Regions from separate parts of the Homo sapiens genome. Here all the other regions are linked to region 2. The links are chromatin contacts, found by Hi-C or POLR2A ChIA-PET in ENCODE. All regions are on one chromosome and are shown on one strand. Each heading gives the region's core, a stretch centred on a gene start or an enhancer-like site at or near the end of the contact. The rest is flanking DNA. Distances are from core to core; before and after follow the strand shown. Region 1 has its middle 45 kb from the start of SYT7. Region 2 has its middle 14 kb from the start of DAGLA. Region 3 overlaps DAGLA (diacylglycerol lipase alpha).

What was found. Hi-C counts contacts between places; a loop is a spot of excess contacts on that map. ChIA-PET counts read pairs that join two places held with the same protein, here RNA polymerase II (POLR2A). Pooled maps may share reads with other maps.
Region 1: a map of Caco-2 shows a loop between it and region 2 (2.0-fold over the local background). The contact joins two enhancer-like sites. A Hi-C loop is called at or near these places in 1 of 168 maps with a recorded cell type or tissue (Caco-2). POLR2A ChIA-PET finds 5 or more read pairs at or near these places in 7 of 52 experiments (A673, BJ, Caco-2 and 4 more).
Region 3: a map of HepG2 shows a loop between it and region 2 (2.6-fold over the local background). The contact joins two enhancer-like sites. A Hi-C loop is called at or near these places in 2 of 168 maps with a recorded cell type or tissue (CD14-positive monocyte and HepG2) and 2 of 50 pooled maps. POLR2A ChIA-PET finds 5 or more read pairs at or near these places in 6 of 52 experiments (Caco-2, HEK293T, Panc1 and 2 more).

The regions. Positions count from the first base shown.
Region 1 is chr11:61,624,320-61,628,159 of GRCh38, forward strand. It overlaps the pseudogene RPLP0P2. Among named protein-coding and RNA genes, the nearest start is that of SYT7, 45 kb to the left of the region's middle. RefSeq lists enhancers at 1,845-2,407, 2,408-2,968 and a silencer at 3,838-3,840. Within about 2 kb of position 2,591, at least 11 of the 41 ENCODE cell types and tissues checked have a DNase peak (open chromatin) inside an H3K27ac peak, as active enhancers do.
Region 2 is chr11:61,664,872-61,668,618 of GRCh38, forward strand. No RefSeq gene overlaps it. Among named protein-coding and RNA genes, the nearest start is that of DAGLA, 14 kb to the right of the region's middle. Within about 2 kb of position 2,205, at least 2 of the 41 ENCODE cell types and tissues checked have a DNase peak (open chromatin) inside an H3K27ac peak, as active enhancers do.
Region 3 is chr11:61,698,119-61,702,174 of GRCh38, forward strand. The region is part of intron 1 of DAGLA (diacylglycerol lipase alpha); the gene reads left to right. Among named protein-coding and RNA genes, the nearest start is that of DAGLA, 20 kb to the left of the region's middle. RefSeq lists enhancers at 1-346, 347-873, 1,400-1,926, 1,927-2,452, 2,980-3,505. Within about 2 kb of position 2,354, at least 19 of the 41 ENCODE cell types and tissues checked have a DNase peak (open chromatin) inside an H3K27ac peak, as active enhancers do.

The DNA.
Region 1 (3,840 bases), core at 1,341-3,840, 40 kb before region 2:
AGGTGCCCACCACCAAGTACAGATAATTTTTATATTTTTAGTAGAGATGGGGTTTGACCATGTTGGCCAGGCTGGTCTCGAACTCCTGATCTCAAGTAATCCACCCACCTTGGCCTCCCAAAGTGCTGGGATTACAGGTGTGAGCCACTGTGCCCAGCTGGTCCAATCACATTCCTATATGACTGTCCATTCTTCATCGAACCTTTGCATAAAAAGGTACTGTACAGTCTGGGTATTCATTTCTTTTCCTTTTTCTTTTTTTTGGTTTGTTTGTTTTGAGACACAGTCTTGCTCTGTTGCCCAGGCTGAATGAAGTGCAGTGGCATGATCTCAGCTCACTGCAACCTCCACCTCCTGAGTTCAAGCAATTCTAATGTCTCAAGCCTCTCGAGTAGCTGGAACTACAGGTGTGCACCACCATGCCCAGGTAATTTTTTGTATTTTTAGTAGAGACAGAGTTTCACCATGTTGGCCAGGCTGATCTTGAACTCCTGACCTCAAGTGATCCACCCACCTCGGCCTCGTAAAGTGTTGGGGTTATAGGCATGAGCCACCACGCCTGGCCTGGGTCTTCATTTCCAAAGGCCCCCATGTCATGTAAAACTTTGATTAAATACATTTGTTATGCTCTTCTCTTGTTAACTTCTCTCTGTCTTTTGGTATAGGAGTGTCAGCCGTGACCCTTATGATGGATGAGAAGAGGTATCATGCCTTTTCCACCCCTACACCTGGAAGGAAGGTTCTGCAGCAAGTTCATGAGAGACGATATGTGGAATGTAATCAGAGCATACCTCTTAATACTTAAAAGGTAAGGCCAGGCGCAGTGGCTCACGCCTGTAATCCGAGCACTTTGGGAGGCCGAGGTGGGCGGATCACGAGGTCAGGAAATTGACACCAGCCTGGCTAACATGGTGAAACCCTGTCTCTACTAAAAATACAAAAAATTAGCCGGGCGTGGTGGTGGGTGCCTGTAGTCCCAGCTGCTCAGGAGGCTGAGGCAGGAGAATCAGTTGAACCCAGGAGGCAGAGGTTGGAGAGAGCTGAGATCGTGCCACTGTACTCCAGCCTGGGCGACAGAGCAAGACTCCATCTCAAAAAAAAAAAAAAAAAAAAAAAGACGTATAAAATTCTGAGGTTCTTCTTTCGAGGCTAATTCCTTTCCTGTATGTGCTTAGGTTATGTTCATCTGAAGGAAAACTTAAGAAACTGTGTGGTAAACTATAATATAGAAGTTTATTTTTCTCTCGAGTAAACAATATTTGGAGGTTCTGGTCCAGGGCTGGTGTGGCAGCTCCACAAACATCAGAAACCCAGATCACTTCCTTCTTGTGGCTTGGTCATCCTTAACATGGGGCTTCTACCTCATGATCCAAGATAGCTGCTCCTGCTCGAGCAATCACATGCATATTCCTTTCCAGCAGAAAGGGAGAAGAGGTAACAGGGTGCAACCTGCTGCCTCTGAGTGGCACTTCTTCTTACAACTTATACACATGGCCATACCTGGCTGTAAGGGAGGCTGGGAAATGTAGCTTGTATTTCAGGGGGTTGTTTGCCCAGCAAAAATCAGGGGTTCCGTGGCAAAGAAGACAGAACAGATGTTGGGGAATAGTTATAGTCTCTGGCACACCATGGTATTCCTCCATTCCACGGGGAAAGATGGCCATGTACTTTCTGGTACTCTGCTCCAGGTGACCTTGTTCTTGTATGTTACATGTTCTTGTGTGTTACTCTTTTTTTTTTTGAGATGGGATCTTGCTCTGTTGCCCAGGCTGGAGTTCAGTGGCACAATCTCAGCTCACTGCAACCTCCGCCTCCCAGGTTCAAGCGATTCTTTTGCCTCAGCCTCCCGAGTAGCTGGGATTAGAGGTGTGCACCACCACGCCCAGCTAATTTTTGTATTTTTAGTAAAGACAGGGTTTCACCATGTTAGCCAGGCTGGTCTCGAACCCCTGACCTCAAGTGACCACCTGCCTCAACCTCCCCAAGTGCTGGGATTATAAGGCGTGAGCCATTGCACCCGGCCTTGTGTGTTACTCTTTTTTTTTTTTATTATACTTTAAGTTTTAGGGTACATGTGCACATTGTGCAGGTTAGTTACATATGTATACATGTGCCATGCTGGTGCGCTGCACCCACTAACTCGTCATCTAGCATTAGGTATATCTCCCGATGCTATCCCTCCCCCCTCCCCCCATTGTGTGTTACTCTTAACTCCTCACCACAAAACCAGAACGGCCCTGAGACCAAGACTCAGGTCTCCAGAACAAAGCCCTTAGCCTGACATTCAGGGCCCTTGGCCACTGGGTCTCAGGAACTGCCGCAGTCCCTTGCAGCCTGTGTCCAGCCTCTCAGAGCCACCTGCCTGCTCCATTCCTTGCTTCCCCAGACTGTTCCTTCTGCCTGAATGGCCCTCCTGGACCTCCAATGCCAGGGGCACTCCTATCCAACCTCGAAGAGATTGCTCTGTCAGTGCAGCCTTGCAGGGCCTCGCTGGGGGAGAATCAGAATTCCTTTCTCCTGCCCTCCCTTGGGCTTCCGGAGCCTTCCGTCATCCTCTATTTATAGTTCAAGTCAGGTGCCCCTGGACATGTTGCTGGGAGGGAAGGGCCTCAGCTGGGAGAGCCGGTTCTGTGACCTGCTGGGGAAGGGCTGGGATTTTCCAGGATGCCTCCTCTAGCCCTATAGTCCCCTTGGCTACCTCTGTCTACGGGGAAATGGAGCCCCCTACCTGGACAGCCTTAATCCGGTGCACCTGGTGGCTGCTTGTCTCCTTGGCTTTGCTGTGAGCCCTGGGGCCTGGGGATGGGCTTCTCTCCAGCCCTGGGCCTGCTCCTGCCTCTGCTGTGGTGAGGTGACCTGAGTAACGGGTTGGGTTAGGTGGTCTCTATGTTGGTAGGGGTCTCAGTAGGGTCAGGCTTGCTCTAGGAGAGAGTCACAGTTGCTAGAGTTGAGTATAGAGGGCAGGAACCAGCTGTAACTTTGCAAAGCTCTGTCCTGGGATGCTCGGCTTCCCTCCTGTTGTCCTCCACCTTCCAGAAAGCCCAGCAGGGAGAGATGAGCACTGTGTCCCCAAACTCAATGTCACTGTCACCTCCCCTCACCCAGCCCAGCCACTCCCCGTCAGCTCCAGACCAACTCGGAATACTCGGGAAGGTTGATCCTTCGACTTCCTCAAGCCATTGCTCAACATCCCCCAATCACAGCCTCCCCAACTCCCATCTCCAAAGGCCTCCTTCCTCCCCAGATCCCCGGCTGTCACCATCCTCATTCTTCTAACAAGCTGACAAACTTGAATTCTGAGCGAGCATGACCTGGGGTCTTGGGCCTGAGCCGCAGCCCTCTGCCTCCACCCCATCCCCCACTTACATGCCCACTTTCAGATACAGACACGGACCCTGATGCCAAGGACATCCACTGGCTGAATGCCTCCTCCTGCCCTTTCACGAGCTCCCATGCCTGGCCCTGACTACCTGCACGCAGCCCTGGACCCTCAAGTGACTGTAGGAACCCCCTCTACGAGACTCAGCCCTTTTGCCACCAGTGGGACTTGCAGGCCCAGCTGACCAGCACCTTCTTGCCTGCTGTGGGCCATGTGACCGACGGAATCCCACCACATCTGCCGTGAGCCTCGCCTGAATCAGGACCAAGTTTAGGTTTTCAGAATCAGACGGACGTGACTATGTGACCTGGGGCAAGTGACTAACCCTCTCTGAGCCTCTGACATTTATAGCTGACTCCAATCTGATACATGGGCTCCCCAGGGGCCTGAGGAGGGAAGGTTTGAAACCTCACTCTTCCCTCCCTTGCCCTTGGAAGGTGAGAGCAGGAGGCTCCTTCATG
Region 2 (3,747 bases), core at 955-3,454:
ATGCTATTACATGGATGAATCTTGAAGACATTATGCTAAGTGAAATAAACCAACCAGTCACAAAGAACAAATATTATATGATTCCAGGCCAGGCGCGGTGGCTCATGCCTGTAATTCCAGCACTTCGGGAGGCCGAGGCGGGTGGATCACCTGAGGTCAGGAGTTCGAGACCAGCCTGGCCAACATGATGAAAACCCTGTCTCTACCAAAAATACAAAAATTAGCTATGCATGGTGGCGGGTGCCTGTAATCCCAGCTACTTGGGAGGCTGAGGCAGGAGAATTGCTTGAACCCAGGAGGTCGAGGTTGCAGTGAGCCAAGATCGCACCACTGCACTCCAGCCTGGGTGACAGAAAGAAACTCTGTCTCAAAAAAAAAAAAAAAAGAAAAAATATATATATATTTATAATATGATTCCACTTCTATGAAGTATCTAGAATAGTCAAATTCATGGACACAGAAAGTAGAATCCTAGTGACTGAGGCTGGGGGGAGAGAGGAACGGGAGTTACTGTTTAATGGGAACAGAGTTTCAGTTTGTGAAGTCAGAAAGTTCTGGAGTTGTGTGGTGGTAATGATAGCACAATAAAGTGTTTTTGAGACAGGGTCTTGCTCTGTCATTCAGGCTGGAGTGCAGTGGTGTGATCTTGGGTCACTGTAGCCTCAACCTCCTGGGATCAAGCTGTCTTCCCACCTCGGCCTCCCAAGTAGCTGGGACTACAGGTGTGCATCACCATGCCTGGACAATTTTTGTATTTTTTTTTTGTAGATACAGTGTCCCGCCATGTTGCCCAGGCTGGTATCAAACTCTTGGGCTCAAGGGATCCTCCCACCTCAGCTTCCTAAAATACTGGGATTACAGGCATGAACCACTGCACCCAGCCGGAACTCTACACTTAAAAATGTTTAAAAGGGCCAGGTGCGATGGCTCATGCCTGTAATCCCAGCACTTTGGGGGGCCAAGGCAGGAGAATCACTTGAGGCCAGGAGTTTGAGTCCAGCTTGGGGAACATGGTGAGACCATATCTTTACAAAAATAAAAATGTAGCCAAGGTATGGTGGCACACCGTGTAGTCCCAGCTACTCTGAAGGCTGAGGCAGGAGGATCCCTTGAGTCCAGGATTTCAAGGCTGCAGTGAGCTATGATGACATCACTACACTCCAGCCTGGGATACACAGGGATACCCTGTCAATTTTTTTTTAAAAAAAGGTTAAAATGGCAAATTTAATGTTATGTATATTTTAGCATGATCAATTTTTTTTTCTTTTCCTTCTTTTTTTTTTTTTTTTTTTTTTTTTTGAGACGGAGTCTCCTCCTGTTGCCCAGACTGGAGTGCAATGGTGAGATCTCAGCTCACTGCAACCTCTACCTCCTGGGTTCAAGCGATTCTCCTGCCTCAGCCTCATGAGTAGCTGGGATTACAGGCACCTGCCACCACGCCCGGCTAATTTTTTGTATTTTTAGTAGAGACAGGGTTTCACCATGTTGGCCAGGCTGGTCTCGAGCTCCTGACCTCAGGTGATCCACCCGCCTCGGCCTCCCAAAGTGCTGGGATTACAGGTGTGAGCCATCGTGCCCTGCGTCAATTTCTTTTTTAAAGCTACTAAGAAAAAAAAGGTTCTGAGAGCTCAGGCTTCCCTGAGATTTCCTGGATTTCCCCCTCCTCCTCTAGCCGGTCCTGTTCTTTGAGACCCCATCACAAACCTGCCTTCAGCACCCTGGAGTTCAAGGGCTTGCAGATCCTTCTTGACATCAGCTTCCCAAGGCAGAAAAGTATCTGAAAGGAGCTTTGGCTCCTTTGGGGGCCCATTAGGAAGCCATCATCATTCATGAATTTACCAAAAAGGCCACCTTCTGGCTGACACCTCAGCAGAGGATGGGATGACATCAGTTTGCCCAATCAAGGGATCAGCCTTGAGTTTCTGCTAGCTGCTCAAGCTCAGCTTTGAATGTCGCCAGTACCCCAGGGCAAAAGCTCAGGGAAAGCACCTCGACTGAGCACCTACCGTGCACCAAGCACCACACCTAGAATCCTTAACAGCACCCAAAGAGGACATTATTGAACACATTTCCCTGATTAGGAAACTGAGCCTCATAAAGAGTCCCACAACTAGAAAATGAGGGATTCACACTTCAGAGCCAGCTCTAAATCCCAGTTAGGGACCTTCCAGACTCATGGCTGGCCTTGGGGGGTGCAGCAGGCTCTCTGAGCTTAGAGGCAACAGCAGCCCTTTCTCAGAGATAAGAGGCAGGAGAGAGAGGGCAAAGTCCACTCTCAGCCCCCTCTGTGAGGCCTATCAAAATAGAAGCCCTGGCTCCCTGCATATCTGGCAGGGTCTCTTCACCCAGGAATCTTTCAGGTAGAGGAGGCTTCTGGCTAGAGGGACTTCTGTGTCTCCCACAGAATACAGTTCTCCTCCCCTTTTTGCCTACCTCCTTGCCAACAGCCAGGGTCACGCTGATCCTTTACAGACAGGGAAGCCTTGGGAAGAGAGAATGTACGTGTGTTGGGGTGGTGAGCTTATCTTTTTTATCTTTTTTTTTTTTTTAAGGTGAAGTCTCACTCTGTCATCCAGGCTGGAGTGCAGTGGTGTGATCTCAGCTCACTGCAACCTCTGCCTCTCTGGCTCAAGTGGTTCTCCTGCCTCAGCCTCTCTAGTAGCTGGGATTACAGGCGCCTACCATCACACCCGGCTAGTTTTTGTATTTTTAGTGGAGACGGGGTTTCACCATGTTGGCCAGGCTGGTCTCGAACTCCTGACTTCAAGCAATCTGCCGCCTTGACCTCCCAAAGTGCTGGGACTACAGGAGTGATCCACCGCGCCCGACCTCTGGGGAGCTATCTTGATTGGAGAAGTTGATGGCTCAGAACTGGGTGAGAGGGATGGGGAGGGTGGGCATAGGAGTCAGGGCGCTCCTAGTGCTCTTGAGTGGAAAGAGCCCTGGAGTGGGAATCAGAGCCGTGAGTTTTATTCCTAACTCAACCCCCACCATGCTGTGCAACCTGAGGCAGGTCCTGTCCCTTCTCAGTGTCTCTGTTTTCTTATCTGTACAACAGTAGGATTGGAGTTCATGGTTGCTAAGGGTTCATGTACTGGTTACACAAATATTGATTAAGCCCCTACTTCAGCCAGCAGCCAAGCTCTGGGGATACAGTTGGGAGCAAGACTGACCTGTCCCTTGTTCCAGAAGTTGATTCTAGTAGGGAAGACAGATACTGGCAAGTAATCACAAGGACACTGCACTCTGGAGAGCAGTCTAGGGCACTGCAGGGGCCCACAGCTGACAGATCCAACCCAGCCTTAGGCATTGGGCTTAGAACAAAGCAGCAGCTCAGAGAACAACTCAGCTTTTGCCTGGGCTTTGCCTTGGAGCCCCACGTAGCTCTTTGTTCCCCAATGCTCCAGATCCCCACTACCTGGGGTCAGTACATCAGGGGCTCAGATCCTGAGTGGGGTGCTCCCACCCCTGCTTTCCCGATGAGTCTGAAGGTAGACATAAACTGTCATCCTCAGAACTGGAAACTCCTTGAATCAACCAGAAAGGGATGAGAAGGTCAAAGGCAGAAGGGTCCATCCCAGGGAGGTTTGCAAATGGGAGAGCTGGGATAGACTGCGGAGCTTCCTGAGGCTCCTCCAACAGGCAAAGGCGGAGCCCATTCCACATTAACAGCGGAGAAGCAAGTCTTCTGTCAGAGGCGTTCGAACCAGAGCGACTCCATCTTGATTGAGGGCTAGGAAAATGAGG
Region 3 (4,056 bases), core at 1,104-3,603, 33 kb after region 2:
GCTCCCTGGAAAAGGCAGTGTGACTCTTGTCCTGGGCTGGCATCCTGGCCCCCAGTCTGCTCAAGAATCAGAAGGTCAGACTGGGCCAGCCAGAGGGTCAGGGCAGGCAGGCAGGGTCCCTGACATCTCTCCTGTGGTGCCTCTGCAGCTTGGCTGAGCTGCAGGCTCCCATCTGCAGAGGGGCGGCCCAGCTCTCTGCAAGTTGGCTGGGAGACCTCAGAATGAGGAGCGCATGTTCTCCAAACATCTTGCTCACAGCAGATGGCAGCCACAACTGCCTTTCTCTCTGCAGTTCCGGTGCACTTCCCTTTCCTTTGCTCACCCCCCTGCTAACTTTGGTTTCTGCTTTTGGAGATGGGGAGGCAGCCTGCAAGCCTCCAGAGCCACTTCTGATAGTGGGTGAAGCTTGGTGCACGTAGCACGGACAGTTTCCAAAGGAAAGGAAACCTCGTACCCCACCTGCTTCCCTGGGGAAGCTCACTCTTACCCTGCTTCCCACATGCCATCTCTGAGTCTCTTTGGCCAAATGTGCCGGCAGCATGATCTGAGAGGAGCAAGGGAGCTGGCCCGGGGGCCTTGTCTGACATTTCTTGAGCAGCTGCTAGGCACCAGGCGTGGTGCTGGGTGCCAAGGACACAGAGATGCAGAGTGTAGCCCTGCCCTCCTGGAGCTCCCAGCCCAGTGGGGAGCCCGGAATGGAGGGGGCACTGATTAGGTCTGCCCTTGGGGGTTGGCGGGCCCTGGCAGCTTCACAGAGGAGGTTGTGTTTAGGCTGAGCTTTGGAACACTGAGGAGTTCCCAGGGGAGCAGGATTGGAAAAGGCCTTTTGGGCAAAGAGAACAGACTGTGCAAGGGCACAGAGGCATGCAGACCGCCTGCAGAGCACGCTCAACTGTGGTGCACAGCAGAGCAGAGAAAGCAGGACATGCTATGCACCCTCAGAAAGACAGGGCCTCCTCTGGCTGCGTATGGGTGGGGGCCAGCCTGAAGCTGAAGCCCTGGATGGGAGCCATTGGGGGAACAGGCCTTTCTCAGTTGGGGGGAATTCTGCCCTGAGTTTGGGGCCAGTAGACGCAGCAGCCCCTGCTGGTAGAATAGAACTGGACCATCCTTCCCTCCTGGCTGGCCCTGCAGCCACAGGCCAGAAGTCTGGTGTTGGCCTTACTGCCCTGGAGCTAAGGCCAGGGGGTCACAGATCAGCCAGGTGAGCATGCCCTGGGAGAGTGTGTGGGCCAGACCTCCATGGCACTGCCTCTCCTACTGCGACCTGCCCTGGCTCCACCCCACACCCACAGGTGGCACTAAGCTGAGCACCCACATATCCAGACCCTCTTCTGTGCCAAATCCTTTCTCAGTGGTCCCACATGGGCCTCATCCCATTTAACCTTCACAAAGGCCATGTGCGGTGGGCATCCCTGGCCCTGAGGTCCTTTGACTTGCTCCAAGTCACCCAGCCAAGGCATGGCCCAGCAGAGACTCCAGGCCTAGGTCCGCCTCACCCTTTGCAGACTCATGCCTTGCCTGTTCTTCCCTGCGCTGCTTCTGTCACCTCACAGTCAGGCCCCTCCGGGGAGTACAGTGGAGGGAAGGCCAAAGCATTCATCCTGGAAGACCCTCCAAATACTGTAGGCAGAGTGCTGGGGACACCAATGGCAGCTGTGGGCAGGGCCACCCGAATGCCACCCCATAGGGCAGCGGGCCCACAGCATGGAGGCCCTCCGTGTTTGCTTTTCCCAGCCCTGCATTAGCTGTGCTGCTCACACCTGGCTGACTGTTTGCCCAAGGATTTCTCCCCTGGAAGGAGGGTGGGGCTGGGGAGGGTGGCAGGCAGGTGGCCGGCTGCCTCTGGGCACTCCGTTTTTCTGCAGACCCACACTGCCTGCGAATGCCACACCACCCTGCATCCCCAAGGCTGCCCCAGCAGTGCCCGGCCTCGCCCGCGCAGAGCATGTGACTTGGCAGTGCCTGGGCCTGGCATGCCTGGCGTGCCAGGGCAGCGGCAGCAGCAGCCGGACTGTCAGTAAGGAGCTGGAGAGGCCCCCAGAGCCCTCCTGTTGGGGCACTGGTCCTGGGTTGTGGGGGTGACGGGATGCATCAGTGAGACTTTTGTATGGCAGGAGGCAGAGGAGCACATAACTGAATCTGGGAGTATTTATGGACACGTCTGCGCCTTCCTTTTCTGCAGCAGCCTGTCTGCAGGCCCTCCTGCAAGGAGAGCCTGTCTTGATTCAACCAGTCCCTGCCCTGACCTTCTCTTCACCCTCTTTCTGATGAGTCAGCCCCAGGAACTTGAACTTGGACTTCTCCAGCCTCTGGGCCAGCCCTGGAGGCGGAAGCCCTGGACCTGCCTCCCCAACACCTGCCCTCCTGAGGGTGTGGCCTGCAAGCGTCCTTTTCTGTCAGATTCAGCTCATGGCCAGTGACTCCTTGAGCCTGTGATCGTGGTCCTCAGGCCAAGGGGAACAGATTAGATAATTAGCTGCTGATGGATCTGGCATCCTAGGGAAGAGGGAGCCCTTTCTCTCCCACAGCTGGGACCCCAAAGAGAGGCTTGCATTAGCCAGGCAAGGAGCCGGGTGCCTCCCTCCCTGCAGTCCTGCACAGCCCCTTCCTTCTCTTGCTGCTGTGGGTATCTGCCTAAGGAGAGCTGGCCCAGCATACCCACCTGGGACACACCCAGAGAGTGCCAGCCTGAACGGCACTGCCAATAGCCCGATCCTCAGGCCTTTCACCCTGCACCTCCCTGCTCCTCCAGCAACGAGACCCCCTGCATGTCACTCACATGTGGCCCCGGGCCAGGCACTTGGCCACCTCACAGTGAGCGATGCTGGGAGGCTGGTGTTCTTGCAATCCCACTGACAGGTGAGGAAATCTGATTTGTGTCATGCTTTCTCCAGCATCGCTCAGATGTTGTTCATCCCCTTTTTCCCGGAACCGGGGCCCAAAGAGGTTGTGACTTGCCCACACCTCTTGAATGGCCAGGCCCCATGTCCAGCCTGGATTCTCTGACACCAAGCCCCATGTGTTTTCCACTGTGCCCTGCAGTAAACAGAAGTGCTAATAAAGAAGCGTGCTAATACATAATTAATCCCACCTCCATCCCTTGGGCCTTTTCTCTCTCAGACGCCCTGAGCACCGCCCAGACGTGATCTCATGTGTCCTACCAAGGCCCCAGAAGAGCAGAGAGGAGGCTGGGCTCTGAGGGGCCATGGGGACTAGGAGCCAGCCTCTCCGCTGCCAGGCCCAGCCCTACTGCATGCCTGCTGCCCGCCTCTCCCTCTGCTCTAGGTAGGGAAGCTGCCGAGGCTCGGGCATGTCTCAGGCACCTGCTGTCTTCCTCTGGTCTCGTGGATTGTACGAACCTGGAGGAGGAAAGCAGCCGGGATTCGATGAGCCCCCATGTGGTGGGGATGTGTGCGCGCAGGGGCCCAAGGCTCTGCTTAAAGGGAAGGAGTATTGCTGAGGCTTGTTCTAGTGCCTTCCTCTAAGGAACCCTCAGTATATCTTGTTTGTTCTCACATTCGAGGGAAGTTGGCAAAGGGCAGTTCTGTGTCACAGGGAAGGGGGTGGATGAGGACCCCGAAAACCTGCCCTTTACCGAGTCTCACCCCCGAGCCTGCTGAGGTCACACAGCGGCAGTCAGTGGGGGGTTAGGTTTTCTTGTTTTGTTTTTAGAGACAGGGTTTTGCTCTGTCACCCAGGCTTCAATGTAGTTTTGCAATCACAGCTCACAGCAGCCTGGAACTCCCCAGCTCAAGTGATCCTCCTGCTTCAGCCTCCTGAGTAGCTAGGACTACAGGCATGTGCCACCATGCCCAGATAAATTTTTTTTTTTTTAATAAAGACAGGTTCCCCGTATGTTGCCCAAACTATTCTCAAACTCCTGGCCTCAAGTAATTCTCCTGCGTCAGCTGCCTGAGTAGCTGGGACTATAAGCATGCACCACCACATCTGGCTAAATTAAAAAAAATTTTTTTTGTAAAAATGGGTTCTTACTAGTTTCGAACTCCTGGCCTCAGTGATCCTCCAGCCTCGGCCTCCCAAAGCATTGGGATT